Regions from separate parts of the Homo sapiens genome. Here regions 1 and 2 are each linked to region 3. The links are chromatin loops, found by intact Hi-C in ENCODE. Cell type or tissue: mammary epithelial cell. All regions are shown on one strand.

What was found. A loop is a pair of places that touch in the nucleus more often than their neighbours do. Peaks named below come from ENCODE experiments on the same cell type or tissue, not always from the same donor. Only the 100,000 strongest peaks of a DNase experiment are listed, where the experiment ranks them.
Region 1: a loop joins it to region 3, with 21 times the contacts of the local background. A loop is called at or near these places in 6 of 110 quality-filtered maps.
Region 2: a loop joins it to region 3, with 8 times the contacts of the local background. A loop is called at or near these places in 36 of 110 quality-filtered maps.

What each region holds. Positions count from the first base shown.
Region 1 is chr3:11,201,701-11,209,700 of GRCh38, reverse strand. The region is part of intron 1 of HRH1 (histamine receptor H1); the gene reads right to left. All of the region lies in intron 2 of LOC102723663 (a long non-coding RNA gene), which reads left to right. Among named protein-coding and RNA genes, the nearest start is that of HRH1, 51 kb to the right of the region's middle. In mammary epithelial cell, a CTCF peak has its summit at 3,619 (motif pointing right); a DNase peak (open chromatin) is centred at 1,380.
Region 2 is chr3:10,940,997-10,948,996 of GRCh38, reverse strand. No RefSeq gene overlaps it. Among named protein-coding and RNA genes, the nearest start is that of SLC6A1, 48 kb to the left of the region's middle. In mammary epithelial cell, CTCF peaks have their summits at 3,129 (motif pointing left) and 6,753 (motif pointing right); a DNase peak (open chromatin) is centred at 6,866.
Region 3 is chr3:10,754,532-10,762,531 of GRCh38, reverse strand. It overlaps LINC00606 (long intergenic non-protein coding RNA 606), which reads left to right. Exons shown (of 3, transcript NR_152730.1): 3 at 610-3,190. Among named protein-coding and RNA genes, the nearest start is that of LINC00606, 5.7 kb to the left of the region's middle. RefSeq lists an enhancer at 3,634-3,928. In mammary epithelial cell, a CTCF peak has its summit at 3,788 (motif pointing left); DNase peaks (open chromatin) are centred at 3,781, 4,731 and 5,071; H3K27ac peaks cover 1,310 bases.

The DNA.
Region 1 (8,000 bases), 450 kb before region 3:
AGAGGCCCTACACCAGAGCCTGGCCATGGTGGCACCCTGATCTCAGACTTCCAGCCACCAGACCTGTGAGAAATCAATGTTTGCTGTTAAGGCTGCCTAGTCCATGACATTTTGTTATATATAGCAGCCTGAACTAAAACAGTAGTGATTCTGGAAGTCAGGTCTACTAGCCAAACACTGTGAACCACCGATACATTTAATTCCATTACACAGATCCAAAGTAGTTTTATTATCAAACTAAAGGTACAAAGAAAAGAGTCAAGAATCTCTAGGCAATTAAAAATTAGCATCACAATCTAGGTGCGGTGGCTCATGCCCATAATCCCAGTATTTAGGATTCCCAGTACTGGGGAGGCTGAGGCGGGAGGATCACTTGAGGCCAGGAGTTCAAGATCAGCCTGGGCAATAGAGCAAGAACCTACCTCTACAAAAAATATAAAAACTAGTCAGGCATCGTGGCATAAGCCTGTAGTCCCCACTACTTGGGAGGCTAAGGTGGGAGGATTGCTTGAGCCCAGTTATTTGAGACTGCAGTGAGCTATAATCATACTACTGCACTCCAGCCTGGACAGCAGAGCAAGACTCTTAAAAAAATTACCATCACAAATCAATTATGTTCAAATCTCTCTGTTAATAAGTATTTCTTGATTGGGCTGTTTAGATTTTAGCATCTACGTGGGCAATACAAGGCAGTTGAGGGTGAAGGAAACTGGCATCTCATGGCTGGGGTGATGCAAATTATTACTCTCTGTGGGCAGTTTTGTAGCTTTTACTCAAAATCTTTAAAATGTACATATTCTTTGGCTCTGCAGTTCTACTTCTGAGAATCTTTCATCCCACAGGGTACAAAAAGATGTTCACCATAGTGTTATTTTTATTACTGGAAAGTGGGACACAATATAAACAGCAGTCATTACGGGACTGGTCCCATGTTAGCACACAAGAACACCGGGATGGTATACAGCGATTAATAATCATGTGGCTTTCTCTGCTGACATGGGAAAGTGTCCATAATAGTTTGTCAAATTAAGAAGATGACAAAACGGTACATAATCATATTTCTGTAACATCGTATGTATGGGTGTGTATGCTTGCAGAAAAGTCTACAAAAATATTCCCTGGATTGTTCACAGTGGCTTTATCTTGGTAGAAGGATTTCAAGTGATATTTTTTCAAACTTTTGATTTAACAGATAGTATTGTGTTAGGAAGCTAAGCAAAAAAACCCTCAAAAAACAAAAAACTAGAGTGGCCAGGAGTGGTGGCTCATGCCTGTAATTCCAGCACTTTGGGAGGCCAAGGCGGGTAGATCGCTTGAGCTCAGAAGTTGGAGACCAGCCTGGCCAACATGGCGAAACTGTCTCTACAAAAAAATACAAAAATTAGCTGGGCGCAGTGGTACATGTCTGGAATTTCAGCTACTTGGGAGGCTGAGTCATGAGAATCACTTGAACCTGGGAGGCAGAGGTCACAGTGAGCCAAGATTGCACCACTGCACTCCAGCCTGGGTGACAGAGTGAGAGCCTGTCTCAAAAAAAAAAAAAAAAAGAAAAAACTGGAGTCAATCTAAAATTGCTTTAAAGAAAAGTGTTGAGGAAATAATAGAACAGGCAGGAAAGAGATGTGAGAAAATGGCAAAGGGGAGTGTGAAAGTTTGGCAAACACAGTTTTAAATTCTTCATCCTGCTCTTGCGTGGAAAGACTGTCTGCTCTTGCTTCTAAGTGATAAACATCTTAGTGGGAAAACCTCTTCCTTTTATTTACCCATTGACCCAGTTTTGGTGGTCAATGACGCCCGCCCTTCCTGACAGATGTTGGGGCATGGGCCAGACAGGCCCGCTGGGTACACAAGGATGCCCGCTCTTCTCCCTTGATCCTGCAGTGGCTCCCTAGGGCCTCCAAGTAGGGGGAGTAGTTCTGTTGATGGAGGGGTCACTATGTACAAAGACTGAGCTGAAATTTCTTGCACACCTTCTCAGAATCACCCTAGGAGGGAAGCTTTTTGAATGACCCCATTTTATTGAAAAAGAAACTAAGGCTCACAGAGGTCAAGGGTCTTGTCCAAGATCACACAGCAAGTAAGCGAAGGACCTCACGCTCCAGTTCAGGTCGGCCTCTTTCTTTTGTTTTTTTGAGACAGAGTCTCGCTCTGTCGCCCAGGCTGGAGTGCAGTGGCATGATCTCGGCTCACTGCAAGCTCCGCCTCCCAGGTTCACGCCATTCTCCTGCCTCAGCCTCCTGAGCAGCTAGGACTACAGGCGCCGCCACCACACCCGGCTAATTTTTTGTATTTTTTTTTTAAGTAGAGACGGGGTTTCACCGTGTTAGCCAGGATCGTCTGGATCTCCTGACCTCGTGATCCACCCGCCTTGGCCTCCCAAAGTGCTAGGATTACAGGCGTGGGACACCGTGCCCAGCCCAGGTCAGCCTGTTTCTAGGACCCATCACTCTGAACCTCTAGTAAGTTCTGCCTGAGCCTGGCCTTCAGGGCTGAGCATGACCTGGCTTCTGTCTACCTTTCCCGCCTTCCCCTCCCACTGCTGCCCCCTGCCCACCATCAACCCTCAGACCCCAAACTTCAATATACCCCAGTATCTCACACCTCCATGCCACTGCACCTGCTGTGCCCTCCCTGAAGCCCATTCCACTGCAAACCTCCAGAGACTTCCATCCGTCCTTCAACTCTCAGACCGAGTGTGCCCTTCTCTGTAATCCCTCCTTCCTTGACTCCACCCCGATAAGACAAAAGCCCTCCTCAGACCTCCCCACACTCCTCCTCCAGCTTCCCCCTCCTCAGCTCTCCCACCCTATTCCGTCATTGACTTTCCCTTGTCTGTCCCTTTCCACAGGTCCTTGTGCCCTTCGAGGGTGCAGACGGTGGTCTCTGCATCTCCTTTGCTCCACGTGCCAGGCACAGGTGCCTGGGAACTACAGAAGAGGTTGAATAGAAGGCTTAACAATGAGTTTGGAAGTCAGGCACAGAGGGTTTGACTTCCGGGGGCACCCCTTGCCAGCTGTATGACCCTGGCAAGTCACTCTTCCTTTCTGCGCCTTGGTCCCTGCATCTATAAATTGCTGTAAGGATGAAATTACATAATTATAGGTAAAGCACCTGGCACAGTGAACAGTCCACAAATCTTAGCTATAATAACAATGACGTCAGTTAAGTAACTCACTTAGAAACAACACTGGCCACTGAAGTGGAGGGCCAGTGAAGTGGAGTCAAGTGCTGGGAGGAAGTCCAGGCCAGCAGGCCAACTTTGGTATACAAAGATGTGAAAACACGCTTGGCGTGGTGGCTCACGCCTGTAATCCCAGCACTTCGGAAGGCCGAAGCAGGCAGATCACCTGAGGTCAGGAGTTCCAGACCAGCCTGGCCAAGATGGCGAAACTCTGTCTCTACTAAAAATATAAAAATTAGCCAGGCGTGTTGGCGTGTGCCTGTAGTCCCGGCTACTCCTCGGGAGGCTGAGGCAGGAGAATCACTTGAACCTGGGAGGCAGAAGTTGCAGTGGGCCGAGATTGCACCATTGCACTCCAGCCTGGGTGACAGAGCAAGACCCTGTCTCAAAACAAAAAAACAAAGATGTGAAAACAGCCAACCACCAGGTGGCAATCCATGCAAGAGCCCAGCTGCCGGGTGTGCCCCAGCTTCAAGCCAGACAGACCTCAGACATCCAGGGCCTGGGGAAGGTCCAGCCCCAAATGGCAGCCATCTGATAGCAGCAAAAGAAAACCTGTGGGCCAGGCGCGGTGGCTCACGCCTGTAATCTCAGCACTTTGGGAGGCCGCGGCGGGCGGATCACGAGGTCAGGAGTTCAAGACCAGCTTGGCCAATATGGTGAAACCCCATCTCTACTAAAAATACAAAAATTAACTGGGTGTGGTGGCGCATGCCTGTAGTCCCAGCTACTCAAGAGGCTGAGGCAGAAGAATCACTTGAATCTGGGAGGCGGAGGTTACAGTGAGCCGAGATAGTGCCGCTGCACTCCAGCCTGGGCAACAGAACGAGACTGTCTCAAAAAAAAAAAAAAAGAAAACCTGTGAACCTGGGGGCTGGGGAACAGAGCTCTTGCCCATGCGAAACATGGGGTGCTGGGAGAGCTCATGAAAATGTACATCATTCATGTGCCATGCGCTTGCTGAGTACTTCCCATGCATAATTCAATTTCAGCCTCATGGCAGCCTTTCTCAGTTGATGTTGTTATCCCAGTTCAGAGAGGAGTAAACTGAGGCCCAGAGAAGTTAAAAAACTTGCCCAAGGACATACAGCTAGTGAGTGGTGGAGCTGGGATTTGAACCCAGGCAGTCTGTTTCCAGAGAACTGCTTCAGGCCCTCCTGCCCCTATCAAGAGGCCAGGGCAGGGCAGAGCCTACAGGTGGGACTCCAGGGGTCCAGAGCTGGATGATCTACACACAGGGGATCACATGATGCAAGCAGTTTCCGTACAATGCGTTCTATTTAGGGTGGGTTGTCCTTCTCCAGAAGGAAGAATTTCTCCCTGGAGACTGGCCAGATGCAGCCTGGTGGGTGGCAGTGCATACATTCCCATCTCCTCAGACCTACCTACCAAGAACAGCCGCGCTGATGAGAGTCCTGTGTCACTGGCGAAATTGCTTCCAAATTGCCTTCTTCATTAACTGTGCAAATTTGCATCTTAATTAGGCTTAATGGAATACAATTACCAGACCCCACGTTTCTCTCTCTGATTTCAAGCAAGGATGCCACAGAGACAGGCCAGAAGCCAAAAACGTGGGGCTGGAGGGAGCCTGGTTGGGCTCTCCCTGCAGGAAACCTCGCATCTGGGAAAGGAGGGGCCAGGCGCTACCCAGCGGGGACTGCACCTGGTACATCCAGGCTCCTGAACTGAGGAGACCATGGGATTTGGAATCAAGCTTTGGGAAGCCTGCCTCTGCCTCTGACCAGTGGAGGACTGACCCTTTCTGAGCCTCTGTTTTCTCATTTGTAAATTGGAGATGGTGATAACATTTACTATGGGGTAGCTGCAGGGATCAAAGGTGATCGCGTGTGTGTTAGCACCTGGTAAAGCACCTAACACGTAGTTTGTTCTCTTTCTCCATGCCCTCCCTTTTTGAGGCCTACAAGGTTGTGCAGAGCTGATCCCGGCCTTCCCCTTCGGTGATTCAGTGAGCGTCAGCTTATTTCATCCTCCCTTCCATGCTCTGGCCATACACACTTCTGAGTCCTGGGAAGGCTCTAAGCTCCTTCCTGTCTTGTGAGCTTTTCAAGTGCTATTCCCTCTGCTTGGAACACCTGACCCCTGGTTAGTACCTACTCATCCTTCCAATCTCAGCTCAAACAGCACTGTCTCCAGGAAGCCTTCCCTAGCCCCAGAATAAACTCTCCTAACATCATTTATCTATGGGATTATTTAATATGTGTCCCTCTCTCTCCCACAGACAGTAAGCTCCATGAGTGCAGAGAACACTTCTATTGTGTTCTCTGTTGCATCTCCAGCTCCTGGTTCAGGGCTTATCACATAGTAGGTCCCATTCATGTCTGTTTAATGGATGGATATGAACATCCCACTGAGCCTCAGCGAATGTCAAGTGGGAGCCATAATCTCATCCTTATGGTGCTGTGAAATCATTAAATGATTTTTGGCACACAGTAGGTGTTTGACGAATGAGATACCTATTCTCCCATTCCTTTCAATTAAGGAAAAGTTAGAAGCAGGCATATAGGTAGCTTAAAGGACAGCATGTTCATGGATAGGAACCCCCAATATTGTCTAGATGTCAGTTTTTACCAACTTGATTTATAGATTTAATGCAACCCCAATCAAAATTCCAGCAAGTTATTTTGTGGATATAAGCAAACTGATTATGAAGTTTATATGGAGAGCAAAAGACCCAGAATAACCAACACAATATTGAGGGAGAAGAGCAAAGTTGGCAGACTGACACTACCCAACTTTAAGACTTACTATAAAGCTACAGTAATTAATATGGTATTGGTGAAACAATAAACAGAGTAATGGAACAGAATCCAGAATCCAGAGATAAATCGACATAAATACAGTCAAGTTGTTTTTGACAAAAGGGCAAAGTCAATACAATGGAGAAAAATTCTTTTCAGCAAATGGTGCTGGAACAACTGGACATCCACATGCAAAAAAGTACATCTAGATACAGACCTTACACCCTTCAGACAAAGTAACTCAAAATGGACCATAAGCCTAAGCATAAAACCAAAATTATAAAACTCCTAGAAGATAACACAGGAGAAAACCTGGATGACCTTGGGTTGGCAATGACTTTTTAGATACAATACCAAAGGCATGCTCCTTGAAAGAAATAATTAATTGAGAAGCCAGAAGGCAAAATGGTACAGCCATTTTGGAAGACAGTTTGGCCGTTTCTCACAAAACTAAATATACTCTTACCATACCATGCAGCAATTATACTCCTTGGTGTTTACCCAAGACTTGAAAACTTGTGTCTACACAAAAATCTGCACGAGTGTTTAAAGCAGCTTTATTTTTATTTATAATTGCCAAAGCTTGGAGGCAAGTAAGATGTCCTTTGGTAAGTGAATGGGTAAACTATGGTTCATCCAGATAATGAGATACTATTCAATGTTAAAAATAAATAAGCTATCAAGCCATGGGGAGAGATGGAGGAAACTGACATGCATACTATTAAGTGAAAGAAGCCCATCTGAAAACGCTACGTACTATATGGTTCCAACTGTATGACGTCCTGGAAAAGGCAAAACTTTGGAAACAGTAAAAAGATCAATGGTTAGCAGGATTTGGGCAGGGGAAGGGATGAATAGGCAGATCACAGATGATTTTTAGGAGAGTAAAAAATGCACGGTATTAGAATGATGGATACATATTATCCATTTGTCCAAACCCACAGAAAGTGCAACATCAAGAGGGAGCCCTCATGGAAACTGTGGCTCTGGGTGACAATGATGTGTCATGTAGGCTCATCCGTGGTAACAAATGCACCACTCTGTGGGGATGTTGACAGTGCAGGGGACTGTGCATATGTGAGGACAGAGGGTACATGTAAATCTCTATATCTTCAGCAGAATTTTGCTGTGACCCTAAGACTGCTTGAAGAAAAATAAAGTCTTCGTTAAAACAAAACAAAACATCTTGGCTAGGGGATGGAGGAGGGTGGGGGCCAGGAGGTCAATACCACATAGGGTCAGGATGCTAAAAGCTGGAAGAAGTCTTAGAAATCATCTAGTTAAAGTGGCTCCCAAACAAAGGTTCCCTTTATTTTTAATTAATTATTTATTTATTTATTTATTTATTTATTTATTGAGATGGAGTCTTGCTCTGTCACCCAGGCTGGAGTGCAGTGGTGTGATCTTGGCTCACTGCAACCTCTGCCTCTTGGGTTCAAGTGATTCTCCTGCCTCAGCCTCCCGAGTAGCTGGGATTACAAGGCGCTCACCACCACACCGGGCCAATTTTTGTATTTTTAGTAGAGACAGGGTTTCGCCATGTTGGCCAGGCTGGTCATGAACTCCTGACCTCACATGATCTGCCCCCCTTGGCCTCCCAAAGTGTTGGGATTACAGGCGTGAGCTACAGCGGCCAGCCTCAAAGTTTCCTTTTAATCTTTCCTTTTATTAGAAATTAGAAATAATTTTATCTACCGCAAAACTCAACCGTATGTATTAAGGAAGAATCCATTTTCCCCACCTCTGAATTACCCCAAGACCTCCAGCTCTTCAGTCCTGGTGCCTGCCCCGGTGAGGGGGGAGTATGTGGAGACAGCCAGCCCAGGCAATTTGGCAAAACAAGAGACTGCCCAACACTGCCACAGGCCTGGGCGGCAGACAAATGATTTCCTTTAACTTCTCGGAAAAGTTAACAATAGCCTGGACTTCACAGAGAGGGGCAAGGTCCCCGCTTTTATTTTTCCCAGCTGGACATGCTTCCTGTGAGCAACTCAGCAGGCACTTGGCAAGGCCCAGACAGGCTAGCTTTCTTCCTGGGCATGTCCCCCTTGAGGGTGTGG
Region 2 (8,000 bases), 190 kb before region 3:
TCCTTTCATGGGGGCCCATCAGGCCCTGGGAGGCACTGTTTTAGGTTAACGTAAGCCAACACCCTAATGGAACTCCCAGGTCTTGCAAAAATCTTGAGGCTCAGAGATTATTGGTTCCAATTTGCAGATGAGCAAAGGGAGGCTCAGAGAGGTGAAGAGACTTGCTCAAGGTCACCCAGATGGTGTAAGAGATAGAGCCATGATTCAGATCCACACCTTTGAGATGCCAGAGACCACGCTGAGCTATGAACTTCTTCAAAGGCCCAGCCTTTGCCGACCCTGGGGCCTCCTTCCTCTCCCTGCTGAACGATGCCTGGTTGTCATGCAGCTGGCCCTGGTGGTGGACATGGTGGGTTTTTGGTGAGCCAGCATCATCCCCCATCTGTTGGCCCCCTGATTTCCTTTTGGGGTGGTAACTCTCAGGCAGAAGGGAAGTTCCCTGACAGTGGTGGGCTCTGGCTCAGGTCTGCCATGAGTGCTAACAGGCATGAACCGCCCCACCACAGGGGTTGAGGGGAAGGCACGTTGGCGGAGAAGGCAGGGAAAGCTGGCCAGGAGGAGGCAACAGCAGTCCAGGGGATGATGGGAGGTCAAAGCAGTGGCTGGGGTGGAGGGAGTGAGTGGACTTGAGAGGTTTAAAGGAGGAAGAGCCAATGAGACTCACCGGTGGATTGAATGCGGGGAATGAGGAGGTTTTCTCGCTTGACAAGTTGGCCCCAAACCTCAGTCATCCTCAACTCCTCTCTCTGTCAATCCACCAGGAAACCCTGCTGGTTTACCTTCAAAATATACCCAGAATCAGATCCCGAATCCCCTTCTCTCTGGTACAGCCACCATCATCTCTTTCCTGGAGGACAACAGCCTCCTCCCTGGTCTCCATGCTTCCACCCAAGCCCCTGCCAGCAGCCCGAGGGGCCTTATTAAAACAGGAATCAGAGCAGGTCCCTTTCCTGCTGAGAACCCTCACTCATCCTCATTGCACATCTGCACTGGCCTCGGGGCTCTCTGTGATCTGCCCACCACTTCTCTGGCCTCCCCTTCCACCAGTGCCCTTTGCTCACTTTGCATCAGCAACCCTGGCCTCCTAGCTGCCTGGGAACACTGCAGATAAGCGCCCACCCAAGGGCCTTTGCACACACCGATCTCTGTGCCTGGATGCTCCTCTTGGGACAGCCACCGCCGCCCTCCTTCACCTTCCCCATGAGGCCTTCCCTGACCAGCCTGTTTAAAATTCCAACCTCCCCATTCTGACCCTTCCTATACCTCTTCCCTACCTTATTTTTAGCCAGATAATTTATCATCTTCTGTCACACTGCATAATTTTACTTTCCAAAATGTCCGTGTTCTTGTCTCCTCTGGCGAGAGTGCGAGCTCCCCGAGGGCAGGGCCATAGATGATGCTCCATCAATATTTGCCGAATAAAGGAAGTGGTTGGACAGCGGTGTCACTTACTGAGATAGGAAGGAATAGGCTGGGCGGGGGTAAGGATTGGAGGAGGTGAATTCAGTTGGGAAAATTGGGTTTGAGATGCTGAATGGATGTTCAAGAGGAGAGATCCAGAAGGCAGTCAGATATGTAAGTTCATATCTCAGTTTTCTCATCTGTAACCTGGGCTGATAATCCCAGCTCCCTCAACAGGGGAGTGTGGGGAGGGAGGTCTGATGAGTTAATAGAGGTGGCAGCACTTAGTTCATAGTCAGCCCTCACCAAGCATGGCTTCCTGGCTTGTTTGCTCCCTTCTTCCTTCAACAACCATGACGAGCTCCCAGAGACAAGCGGCAAGCTCAAGGCCCCTGGAATGCTGGCCCATAAATGTTACGGGGAGCTCTGTGGCCCGGAGGAGGGGTCCTGCTGCATCTGCCTCTTCCTTGGCTTCCCAGGGGAGGCTGGAGACAGGACTGAAGGCAGCTTACGTGGTGACGCCTCCTCTCCCCTCCCATCTCCCTCTGGCCACATCTTCCAGCCACAGGAGAATCATTGTTTCTTTCTCTGGAGCCTTCATTTATAACCAACCTCTTGATGGCAAGGAAAGGATTTTTAAAAATAGCTTTATTGATTCTGGTTTTTGGAATATAAAAGCAATAGATGTTCTTTGTTAAAAAAAAATTAGATGGTACAGAAAAAATAAAAGAAAAAGGAGAAAATAAAAATCAGCCCAAACCTTATCATTCAGAGATAATCACAATCGACATTTCCGTGTTCTGCCTCTCGTCTTTGTTCCGTGCAGGCACTCAGACATTTTTGTGTTTAAACGGGTTGGGGCAAGACTCCAGGATAGATGGAGCAAGATAGGGGCTTGGGGCATGGCCGGGAAGATGCCAAGTAGGGTGTGGCACAAGGGGCCTGTGTCATTGTAGGTACACAGAGCAAAACCCGCAGCCTGTCCCATGTGCCCGGTCACCTCTCCCACCTCACCACTATTTACACATTCACCCAATCCCACCCCCTGAAAGCTGCTGCAGAAATGCTTTCAATAATCACCTTTCCTGATCATGTGGGGCTTTATAAAACAAATGCCATATAGCCATGTTCTCATTTCATCCTCAGAATAACCAAAAAGAAAGTTCCTGTGATTAGTGCCACTTTACAGATGAGGAAACCGAGACTTGGAGAGGCAGCATGTCTTTTTTGAAGGCACACAGCGAATTCAGAGCTAGGGTGCAGGTCTCCTGACACCGGCTGGGGCCCTTCTGACCATGGACCCGAGGAAGGAGGCTCACTGGGAGAGCCATGTTCTCCCTGTGTGCCGGACGCTTGACACACACCATCATCTCATCTCATCCTCTCGGCACCCCTGAGTGGCTTATTCTGTCCACTTGTACAGAAGAGGACGTTGAAGTCAGAGAGGCAAAGTCACTTGCCCAAGGTCACACAGCAAAGGAGTGAGAGAGTTAAGAACCCTCACTTCTGGCTGTTAGGGTAGTGCTGCAAACGTGAGCTAGGGATGGGGCAGGGTGAGAAGGATGAATTGTGCGCGTTTGACAAGGGCAGCCTTTCTGTCCCCCATCTGGGCACCCAGAGTGAGACCTCTGGATCCTCTAGTCTCAACTGTGGGGTCCCAGCTCTAGTCCTGACCTCACTGGCCTGAGCCAGGACCACAGGGAGGGGGCTTGGGTTTAGCAGCAGCGCCACCTGGTGGCTGACTTGCTGCTAACAGAGCCTGGATCTGCCAGCCACAGGCCCCTCTGAGCCCAGGACTGGGATGGAGGGGTGGGGGTGGGGGAGAGTGGATAAGGGCAGGAAGGCTCAGGGCTCATTCTTCCCTGCTAGAGACCTGGGCCAAGCCAATAGTTGCCTGGTATAGAGGGAAAAAGCCAAGAATTCTGGGTTTGATCCACCTGGCTTTGAATTCCGGCACAGCCTGTGTGATGTTGGGCAAGTTCCTCCTTTTAGCTCTCCGAGCCTGTGTGCACATCTGTAAAATGAGAACAAATCACAGTTCCAGTGGTTGGTTTGAGGATTATGGAAAACACCCACCTCATCCGAGGTGCATGGTAGGTGCTCAATAAATAACACTTGCCTTCACTCTACACGGTCCTCTGCCCCTCTCTCCATCATCTGACCAGGGGCTCCCAGAGCTCAGGCCCAGATTCCTCTGTTAGGTTTCCCCTAAATCCTTTGCCTTTGGTGGGGGGCTGAGTTCCTGGCTCAGCCTGGGCTACAAGAGCCTCCTCACTTCAGGAATGGTTGGCTTTGAAAAGAACGGCAGAGAAAATTCCCAGGAGAATAAGAAAAGCCAAGTGTTGGCTAGACCCAGATGGGGGATCTGGCACACCCAGGTTGGGAATCTCAAGAAAACTCAGGCCTGTACAAGCCTAGGAAGATCAAGGTCAAAAAGTCCTTGTCCCATCATGTACCTGCCGGCCGCCTATCGTGGTCTGCGGAGTTCTGGCCTGGCTTTTCCATCTATGGCAGCTGGGCATCCGGCCCCTTTATTCGTGTTGGCTCCAGCTCCCCCATCTCTGCGCCCCGCTGTAAGAGCATTTCTGAGCTACCCTCCTCCCCTTTCCTCAAGGCTACATCCTGCATATTGCTCCCCCAGGCAGGGCCCCCCAAGGTGACCCCAAGTACTCCCTAGGACTCTGGATGACTAAAATACCCCCCAGTCATGACCAAGAGCCCTGATATTTTTTATAACTCTTGATGGCTCTCAGCACCTCTTAATGCTCCCCAATGAGCCTCCTTTTTTTTTTCAGTAGCCGTTATGACTCTCATATACTCCTGTCACTCCCAGTCTCTCGTAACTCCCAAATGGCTCCACATAATTCTACTGGGTCTCCAGGCCCTCTCCCCTTGCAACATCTCTTTCAGGTCTCTGGGGGTTCCCAGGTACTTCCAATGCCTCTCACTGGCTTTAACATCCCCTTGTCTTTATCAGTGAACTCTCATGGCCTTCTATCGTTTTCTGGGAAATTGTGAAGGTTTCCAGAGGTCCCTAGTGTCACCAAAGGCATTCCAAGGCCCCTGAAGACCCTCAGACCTTCCCCACATGGCCTCCACCACCATCCATAGCTTCTCTATGGCCTTGAGTAACCTCTCAATGCTGATGGCTGTGGTGACACTCAGTGGCTCCCAACAGTGCTGTGATGGTCAATTTCATGTGTCACCTTGACTGAGCTAAGGAATGTGCAGATAGCTGGTACACATTGTTCCTCGCGTCTCTGTGAGGGTGTTTCCGGAAGAAATTAGCAGTTGAATCAGTAGACCTAGTAAACAAGACCTGCCCTCACCAAGGCAGACAGGCGTCATCCAATCCTTTGAGGACCCAAGTACAACAAAAAGGTGAAGGGAAAATTTTTCTCTGCTTGAACTGGGACATCCATCTTCTCCTGCCATTGCACGTCAGTGCTCTTGGCTCTCAAACCTTTGGGTTTGGACTGGAACTACACTGTTGACTTTCCCGGGTCTCCATGTTGCTGATAGTAAATCATGGGACTTCTCAGCCTCCATAATTGCATGAGCCAATGCTTTATAATAAGTCTCTTTCTATATATTTTTATCCAATGTTTAGAGAAGTTTCTCTAGAGAAGCCTGACTACTACAGGTGGTCGGTGGAAAGTGCATGGGCCTTGGCGCCAGACACACCTGGGCTGTTACCCCGGCTCTACCACTTTCCAGCTCTGTGACCTTGGGTAGCTGAATCTACCTCTCTGAGCCTGTTTCCTCATTCCTGGTAGAATGTGAACACCATGCCAACTTACAAGGCAGTTGAGGGCAAGGTAATGCATAGGAAAGTGTCTGGTATGGTCTCCAGCACTGAGTAGGTCTTCAATGCCTATGTATTCCTTTTCCCATGGCTCCCCACTCTGGGGCAAGCTGGGCACTTGTTCATCCAAGCTCCTGTCCTGTGGGGGGACCAGCATCAGATGCCATTCCATGATAAGCATGGTGTTACCTGATCTTGCTCTGCCAGAGAGATTGGTGAAGATACATGAGGGGTTATAGAAAGTAGACTGGGGTGAAACCCTGTCTCTACAAAAAAAAAAAACAAAACTGGGCAGGGTGGCACACACCTGTTGTCCCAGCTACTCAGGAGGCTGAGGTGGGAGGATCACCTGAGCCCAGAAAGTGGAGGCTGCAGTGAATGGGGAGTACCCTGGTTCCCTGCTCTCCCAAAGCCTCTGTCATCACTCGGGATGTTCCCTCATCTCAAATGTCCTTCTCTGCCTAAGTCTTCCCATCCCCCAAGGTGCAACTCAAGTCCCACATCCTTGGTTAAGTGGCTGGGCACATGGGCCTTATTTAGATCCAGCAAACCTGGATCCAAACCCAGCTCCTCCACTTGCCAGGAGGTGTAATTTGTATCTCTTAGAGCACATTATTTACAGTTCTGAACTCTAGTTTTCTCCTATGAAAAATGGGATTAATGACAATTACCTCTTAGATTTGTTGTGAGGCTCTGATGAGGTAATGCAGGCACGACCCTGGAACGCAGCAGGTGCTCCATAAACAGTTCTTATTCCTGCCTGCAGTACTTCCCCAGCACTCAGTCCATGGCACATCCTGCCATATGGTTTCCTGTGAAGTGGCTCTGACACTTGAGCCACGCTGGATGCTCAGAGAGTGCTGCATGTGTTACTCTTTCCAGTATCCCTCACAAAGTGGGCATTATTTAAAAATGAGAGAGAAGTGGCCAGAGTTGGCAACAAAGGCTGACTTTTCTCCCTAATGGGTAATGAGGGGCCCAAGCTCATTTGCTTTTTAACGGCTTGAGATGGTGCAGGGGACTGATTATGAGATGGGAATACAGAGTTCTAGGGGAATCTTGGGCAAATCACATTCCCTCTCTGGGTCTCATTTCTTTGCCATTCTACCAGTGGCTAACCGAGGCCCAAGGAGTGGGCAGACTTGCTCACTGCCACACTGAAGAACTCTAACTGGCTGGAAGACGGCTAGGAACAGGAGGTCAGAATCAGAACAGCATCTCCCTGTGAACTTACTCCTGTCCAGAAGCGTATGGACACCTCTCCTCCTAAGAGTAGGAACACTCCAGGGAAGGGGCTGTTAGTCCTGAGTCCACACAAAGAATATGGTGGCTGCTCAGTAAAGGGCTGCTGAATGCATGAAAGAACTCAATTTTCCAAAGTTGGCCACTTTCAGCAGAATATGCCTGCTCTTTGGTGCCTGATCCCCTCCCCCATGGGAAATGCTGTTAGGCCTGAGGTAGCCTTGACTTCACTGCCAAAGCTCCTTTCCCCTTCTCTGGTTATTGGCAGTGTCTAGTAGAGGCAGCCTGCAGTGTCCCACTTGGCCAGCAGGGGTCACTAGCACACACTGCAGCCTGGAGGGGTCTAGTGCGTCAATTAATTCCTCATGCTATTAATTCTATAGGCTCAAGAGTCTGCAAATGAAGTTTCCTGGGAATGAGTGAAACTCATATTTCTGTGACTCAGCCTCCTCTTGCATATGACAGCTGCTTAATGCAAGACACTTTCAGACATGAGGAGGGAAGATGGCAGGGAACAGGTGACTGCAGCAATCCCTGTGGCTCTGTGAGGGTAGGAATTACTCAGGGACCCTGGCTGTGGATCACAGAGACTTTCTGAATTCCAGAAGTCTGTGGGATGCTTTCCTACGAGCAGATATTACCACCTCAGAGAGGATCAAAGGCCAAGACAGGGTCAGGTAGACTTGAGATCAGGGATTTCAAGCAAAAAGTTGACCAGACAGGAATGAGTAGACACTGCATAAGATGATCTTACTGTCATGAGCTGGCAGGACAAAACATGCCTGTGGTCTAGAGTAGCCATTTAGAAATATCAGACACAAATTTAGAGGCTTTAGTCTAAGTTCTAGGCAATACTACAAACACTTTTTGAGCTTAGGCATTATTTATTCAGGATAATAACTAGTGTGAATTCAGAACCTTACCATTCACACACAGAGCTCACGGGATCTTCATGATCCCGTGATGCCTGCATTACCTCATCAGAGTTAGACCCTGTATTTGAAACAGGAGCTATTATCCCCATTTTGGAGATGAGAAAACTGAGGCTGGCAAGGGCAGATCCTGGAGCCTAACTCAGGGCTGCATACTCCAAATCCTCATCTCTCTGTGCTCTGCCTTGCCTGCCTCAAACATGAGTGTCTGCCTACTAGGACACAAGCATAAGTTTTGTGGCAGCTATTTTCACCACTGTGAGGGGGCTGTTGCTTTATTTAGGCCTCATAGCACGAGAAACAATAAGGCATTGTGGTCAGGAGACAGGGCTTTTGGGTCAGACACACCTGAGTTCTCTTTCTGGTCCTGATGTTTACTAGCTGTGTTACCGTGGGCAAATTGCTTGACTTTTCTGTGCCGCAAAATCCCCTATCTGTAAGGAGGACGGAGAAGAGGCGGCTGGGGACAGAGAAGGGCCTTAGAAGAAAACCAGGCCCCACTGTGGCTCCTTCTCATGGGAGGCTGGAGGAAGGTCTTAGAACATAGATCCTGGCTGGGGTGGCTGCAAGAATAGATGGCTATCTGTAAAACAGGGGAAGTAATAAAGAAATAAAGCAAT
Region 3 (8,000 bases):
GAAAAAAAAAATAAACAAAACCAAGAAAAAGGAAGAAGAGGGCTGTGGGATTAGCACCAAAGCCTCCTGGGTGCAGACCTGCCCATTGGCCTCTTCTCAGGGTGCTTTTGGCTTTGGGTAAAGAAGAAATGATAATAATGATACCTAAAAACCATTTAGGACAGAAATGGCAAACATAGCATAGCAGGAGCGCCCTCCAATCTGGCACCTGAGGCAGGCATAGCTAATCGATCCTAGCACTCTCTCTGGCTCAGCTTGGCCTCAGCTTCAGCGTTCTTCTCAATGCAGGGATCAGGCAGCCACCACCAGGCAGAGTCGACACCCAAGAGAACCTGCACTTGTCACCCCTGCCTATGAGTCTGTGCTCTCCATCTGAGCCTCGTTTTTGCCCCATTTGTCCAGGCAGCTGTAATTATCTTCATTTTACAGGTGAAGAGACTGAAGCCCAGACTGATATTTTCTGCAACACACAGCTACTTCATGACAGAACTAAGGATGAGAACTGAGGCCTCTCTCTCTGTCCCTGCTCAGGACACATTTAAAAGGCCCCATGCAATCAAGGAGGTAGCATTTGAATAGATTTATTCTTCCTTCTTTTTTGTTTTCCAGTCCCATTTTCCACTGCTTTGGTCAGGGAGTGAGTCCCCTGATGTCATCCGAGGATATGAGGCATCGCTAAATCTGGCCATCCCCTGAAGCACCCAGCCTCACCGACTTCCTGAAGCGTGGATGAACGCTGCTGCCACAAATGTGCTGTGACAACCGCTGACAAGGAGAGTGAGTGATGTTTGTGCCATCCTGCTGAGCACGAGGGAGCTGCTTGGGGAAGCCAGGGGCTGGGGCATCTCAATAGCACTGAGGGCAGCCTCGGGGGGGCTTCACAGCACACCCACCCCCAGATCACTGCTGATTCTGGGGGATGCATGACAGAGCTTTCTGACCTTGCACTTCCCTTTGGCTGCTAAACTGAATGAAGCCTCCTTCTTAGACCCAACCCCCTACTGAGTGTCTCTCTCTTCTGTTCTTTGCCATCCCTGCCCCCAAACCTGGAAACTTCCTCTGCACCTCCACATGCAGTTGGTGCCAAATGTCTCCCACCTACCTGCCTGGGTCTCTGCCCCTCAGCTTCTCACAAGTGGCTGTGTTCTTCCACTCACCTGCTGGGACACACACTGGCTCACCAGCCCCCATCCTCTCCACACCGTCTCACCTGCCTGGCTCGCCTTCTTCCCCGTCACCTGTAGACAGGTCATTTCCCAGACATACCTGCCCTACTCTGACTAGTTGGCATGGTGAGGCCGTCACTCCCTTCTCTCCAGGGTCCCATGTGCTCTCCAGGCACAAATTCACCCAGACATTTCTTGATCTAGCTCTGTCCCAGAAAGCGTTACCTTTGCAATGGCAAATACCTGTATTAATTGCCGTGCAAGTGACACATACTTATCATGTGCTCGCCTGTTCCAGGCACCGATGGCTGTCTTTTTTATTTTGTGTCAGGTTCCAGTGAGTGAGTCTGACTTATGATTGTATAGACTTAGCTCACATCCTCCTTCCTCCACCTTGACAATTGTGCTAATGACAAAGTTGTCATTTACTGAGCACTTGCCATGTCCCAATCACTGTGCCAGGAGATTTACCTGCATGGGCTCACAAACTCTTTGCAGTATTCTTGAAAGAGAGGCAAGTATGTTCCTCTATTTTGTAGATGAGAAAACTGGGCTCAGAAAATGAAGTCATTTTGCCCCAGGTCACCCAACCAGCGAGTGGCAGAACTATGTTTAAAAGTCAGGATTATCTATTCCAGAGACCCTGTGCTGCCCACCATGGCACACTGCTTCTCCAGTCAAGGAAAGGTAGCTTAAAGATATCTGCTTTCCAAAATGCTTGAACATTTGTTAGAATATGGAAGAAGATAATATATGGTCCTGTCCTTGAAGAATTGATACTCTATTTGGGGAAACAAAGCAGCTGACATTGCCAGCCAATATTTATTTAAATTTCATCTCAGAAAAATAGCAAAAGAGATTTTATTTAACCTTTCAACAGTGATTATCTGATTATGTCTGTTTGAGTATTCTGTAGGATAGACAGCTAAGGCAGTCATGGACTCAGTGGGAAAAAGTTCAGCAATCCATTATTAATGTCTGTTTGGGGCGCAGGCATGGGTAGTGGAGGTAGATGTGCCACCAATTTCATTTTTCCTATATAGTAGAAAACACGAGAGTTTCTAATAAATTCCTAACTATATAAAGCAGACAAGAGAGGAAAGAGAAAGATACCTGTGTGATTGGGAGAGGCTGCCTGAGGAAGGTAAGATATGACCTGTTTGGGGTCATTGTACCCCTGGGGCATGAGGCATCATCAAGGCCAGATTGAATTTTCTAAGGTATGATAAAAAGTTTGGTTCTTCCATGTGCCTTGGTTCCTCTTCTCTAAAATGGCTAATTCTGTCCAATTAAGATCTAGAAGGCCCTTTCTGATGCCAATGTTTCTAAATAAAGATATCTAATAAGGGTGGAACACGTCACAGCTCTCAACCTCCTCTCAGACCCCCCAACAAGCCCATGATGCAGCCATTTTAGAGATGAAAAACTGAGGCCCAGAGAGCTGACACCCATGTTAGCAGAAGTTAGTGGAACCCAGTTCTGTTAACTCTAACCATTCTCTAATCCAAAAGTATATTTACAGATTTTCAAATAATTAGGAAATGTTAGTAATATTTAGAAGCTCCTCAGATGATTCTAGTTTTCAGCCATGGTTGAGAATGTTGCTAAAAAGTAGTGTTATGGCTGATTTCCGAGAAGGAAACAGAGGTTCAGAGTGGTTAAGCAACTTGTCCAAAGTCACACAGCCAGAACATAGTGGAGTGGGAACTCCACTGAGGCAGGCTGACTGCTTAACCCATGTGTCTGTTGTGCCCCAGGCACTGTCACATATTATTTCATTTAATTCTCTCAACAACTTTGTTTTTTTAACTCTGAAAACTAATCCAGAAAAGTTAAATAACCAGCCCAAAATTGCAGAGCTAATAAAAGGCAGCTAACAGTGTTTTCTATCTTGATTCTATTTGGGTGGACAAGTGTGTGTACTTGTCAATAGTCATTTGATGGGTCACTTAAGATCTGTACATCACACTATATGTTGATTTTACTTTTAAAAGGCACAAATAAACTGCCCTCTGGGTAACAATATCAAGCAGAGATATTGTGATGTCTCCTTCTTATTTGGAAATGCATTTAAAAGTAGAGTGAACGGATAAGGAGATAAATAAGTGGGCAGTTATGTGATAAAGATGGTGGGTCTATGGGGTTCATTACACGAGTGCTATTCTTTCAACTTTTCTGCATGTTTGAACATTTTACATAATAAAATGTTGCATGGGGGACAGCAGCCCAAACATTCCATGAGACTGAGTTCAGTGATGACAGAGATCTCTGCCTGTTTTGTTACTGAGTCTCCAGCACCAGGAATAGTGCCTGGCATGAAGCAGGTGCACAGTAAATATTTGCTGAACGGAAAATGATGGGAGGCTGTTTAGCCTATGGCTTTAACGCTTAAAGTAAACACTTACCTTGGAGAGAGGATTGGATGATATCTGTGAAACAAGGGCGGTGGGAGGAGGGACACTGGGCAGAGTAAGGCGAGTAGGCACAATAGGGCACAGAGATCTGGTGGCTTTGCAAGCATGAACTCAGCTGGTTCTTCTGGAAGCTGAGTGACATCCTCATCCCCAGGCGGAGCTGTAGCCAGAGCTGTGCTTTATACAGGCGTGTGCTGCCCTCATGTGGCCAAGCAGAAGAATATTGCGCTGGTGTCGGAAGGGCCTCTTTCCCCTGATCCCTGATGGGCAGTTAGTTACTCAGATGCTTGGAAGCAAAGGTTGCGGCCAGAGGAACCGTGTCTCTGGGGCCTGGGCTTCATGCCCCTCTCTTAGCTAGGAGATAGTGGTCAAGTTTAAAACTTCCTCTGGGCAGGGTGGCACATCTGTAGTCCCAGCTGCTCAGGAGGCTGAGGTGGGAGGATGGCTTGAGCCCAGGAGGTCGAAGCTGCAGTGAGCTATGATTGTGCTGCTGTACTCCAACCTGAGCAACAGAGTGAGACCCTGTCTCTAAAAAGAAGACAAGTTCCTGATGCTTCCTATTAGCTAATGTTCTCCCAGTGGGGGTGTGGGTTTCCCAGACCTCACAGCGGTCCTGAGATTTGAGAGAAGGAGCCGCCGTGTATAAGCACCCACTGCTGCTGCTACTCCTCCATGGGCTGTTTTATTTGGGCATCCCACTGACCCTGCCAGTGACCATACATGAGACCACTCAAGATCTCATTTACGGACCGGAAAGCAGGGGCTCGGAGAGATCAAGTCACATGCAGCACGTTGGGGGCAGGGAAACCGCCTCTGGGAAGTCCAGAGTGTAACAAAGAAGATGCTAGCTTCCCTCTGTGGGGTTCTGAGGACTCCCAAATTCTGGCTGAGGAAAGCTGGCAAGGAGCCAGGGAAGTTTGGAAAAGCCCCAGTACTCACGTACACACCCTGAGCCCTTCAGCTCTCACAGAGGCAAGTTGGAGCTGTCATCCACCCCTTCCACCCCTCCCAGACCCAGCTGTGTGACCCTGGGGAAAGTGACTCAGCCTCTCTGAGCCCTACCTCAATGTGTCAAATATGGATCATAATATCCTCACCTTTTAAGGTTGCTGTGTAAATAAATGATACAGTGCACACCACACATGCTCAGGAATGACTCCTTTTAGACCACAAGGCAGACATTGTATCTATTGTGTTCACTCCTGTAACATGTTTGGATGGGCCAGTTCTCAAAGACGAGCAGGGTAAGAGTTAAGAGTGAAGTCTTTGGAATCAGATACCTGGATCCAAATCCTGGCACTGCCTCTTCAGTCTGGGTGATCTTGAACAATATATCAATGTAGTGAGGTTGTGCTGATGAATAGGTTAGTGTGAATAAAGAGCATGGTGCCTGGCACATACCAGATGCCCAAATAAATGCTAGCTGATAGTAGGATGACTCAAAGATGGGTATTCAACGTTAGCTATTGTTGTGAGCGGTCGTGGTAATAGTGAATGAGTCATGCGAATTTCCCCTTCAAGGCTGCAGTGGCTGCAGCTCTGCCCTGACTTCATCTGAATATATGCGTTGGGTGAGAGACGAGTGGCAATGATAGGAGTGCCCTCCTGTTCCCTGGACACAAATCACCCTGCACCACCAGCACAAGGTCACCCAGCCCTCAGTCATGATGGTTCCCAGTGAAGGGGACCAGGCTATAGAGGCACTCTGCACCCCCTGAGCTGACATGGTGGGCTTAGGGTCTGGGCCGTGATGCAGGGGCTTTCCTCTTCTTGGGATGCTCACACTGGTCTTAACACACTGGCCTCGCTGGCATGAGGGCCAGCCTGAACAGTGGGAAGAGAAACAGCATGAGTGTGGTGGCCTTCAAGGCAGTGAATCTCAGATGTCAATGTGCACAGGACTTCCGAGGGGGAAGTGCATTGTGAAAATGTGGGTTCTGACTCAGTAGTTCTGGGCTGGGACCTGCCATCCAGCTTTTCTAAAGCTCCCAGGTCACCCTGATGCTCTTCATTCAAGACCTCACTTTGAGTATCAAGGTTTCAAGAAAAGCAGGCTGAATTTATCTCCCAGGTGCACTGAGGGCTCATTGCAGCAGGTCTGGCATCAGCCTGGGCTGTTTTGCTGAAGTAAGAGATGTGCCTGCACAGCATGGACCCCTGGGCAAGGCATGAAGGGTACTGACTGGTGGCCATGGGTGGAGACAAGTTTCAGGGTGTCTGATATCAGCTTGTCAGCATTGTTTGAGGGTCACAATGAGACTGATGACCTGCAACTGGCCTCAGGGGCTCCCTCAGGGAGCCCTGTGCAGTGCCAGGGCTGGTAACGCAGCATGTGTGCCTACACGATGAGCCCTCCATTGTGTGCTTCCTGATTCTAATATCTCAGGTGCATCAGTAGATCCTGATCTGAAAGAACAAGCACATGGTCGTTCCACATCAGTGTAACAACTGGAGCTCTCCCCTGACTCTCAGAACCCCTCACTATGAGGCAGCCTTTGGCCCTGATGCATATCCTCATTTTAATGGTCTTAATATCTTGTATTTTTTTCCTGAAATAAATCTTAGCTTGGTCAGCATAGCCATGTAAGGTCCTGGGAGTTTTACTTGTACTGGAACTCAATCTAACTTCCACCGTTAGTGCAATATGGATTAAAAAACTGCTTCCTGTGGGCAGGACACTGTGCTCAGCTCAGTGGACTTAGAAGTGGTTACAATTCCATTCTCTGCTCTCCCAGGAGAGCTGCAATTCACAGCCTTGGCTACACTGGTGTCGTCTGGGGAGCTTTAAAAGCTACTAAGGCCTGAGCTCCATCCCCAGAAACTACCAGTGGAATATTGGTCTTGAGGTTTTTAAAAGCTCCCCAAGTGGTCCTAATATGAAACCAAAGGTGCAAACCACTCATAGATAATGAACACAAAGCAGTAATGGTCTTAGAAGACCAGGTTGAGAATGGAACTAAGCCACTACCACTGTCTGGACCTTTGCGAAGTCCTGTCCCAAGGGTACAGTTATTGGTGTTAAATTTCCTACTCAAGGCTAGAGGTCAGCTGTGGAAGTCTTTCGTCTTTGAGGCACTGGTTGCCTTCCAAATGAGCGTCCAGGAAGACGGTCAATGCTCAACCCAAAAAACCCCTGCTGTCTGCAAGGGTGGAATTTCTGACCTCATCACGCCTGGGTGAGGGGACACTTGCAAACAAGGATCACATTTTTATGCTTCTCGTGACACACACTGGGGATAAAACTCAATGCCAGACACATTTAAGGGAATCCTGCAGGCCTCAAGAGATGTACCACCTGGGATTAATGAGAGCTTTACTTTGAGACTTGAGTCTCTCTTCCAAATTTCGAAGCTTCTCATGCCCATCACAGCTCTGGGTTTTGCATATTTGCTATTGACCTTGAGCAAGCCATTTTCTCTCTAAGCTGTATTGGCATCACAATCCAGCTATCTTGAATTGCTAGGCATCAGGGCCTCACAACCTCTGTAGCCACAGTCAACTACCACGTAGTGATGAGCCCCAGAAGGAACTAAGCTGTAGCCAGGCAAGAAGCAAAGCAAATTTTGGAACAAGTAGGGGCTCATACTTTCTCCAACCTGCAAGGAGTCAATCGTTGTCCAGTGAGCTATGATAAGCACCATGACAGTTAATCAGACAGTGAGCCATTTATTGGTTTTTATGTAGCTCTTTCACATTGCAGGCTTTCTACTGGGGAAAGAGGAAAAGGAAGATAGGGTAGAGTACAAAGAACTGCAAAGCCTAGATTCTTTGTGGACCACTCTTCTGGTGCCATTAGATGGGAATACCTTGCGGGAACCCCAAAAGATCCATTGCTGCTCTCTGAGGAGGAGTTAGAGTCAAACAGACTCTTAAACCCTTTGCACATTTGGTTTCTCTTGAGAATGTGAGGCATCGTTGTGGTAGGCCATTTTGTGTCACTATAAAAGAATACCTGAGACTGGGCAATGTACAAAGAAAACAGGTTTAACTGACTCCTGTTTCTGGAGGCTGTATGAGAAGCATGGTACCAACATCTGCTTGGCTTCTAGTGAGGCCTCAGGAAGCTTAAAATCATGGCGGAAGGCAGCAGGGAGCCAGCATGTGACATGGTGAGAGTGGGCACAAGAAGTGGTGGGGGGAGGTGCCATGCTCTTTTGAACAATCAGATCTCTCATGAACTACCAGAGCGAGAACTCACTCATCACCAGGAGGATGGTGCTAAACCATTTATGAGACATCCGCCTCCCTGATCCAATCACCTCCCGCCAGGCCCCACTTCCAACTTTAGAGATCACATTTCAACCTGAGATTTGGAGAGAACACACATCCAAATCATATGGAACATTTTAGGGGTAACTTTGTCTAGTTCATTTCACTTCTCTGGGGCTCTAGAACCAAATACACACGCTACTCACAGAAT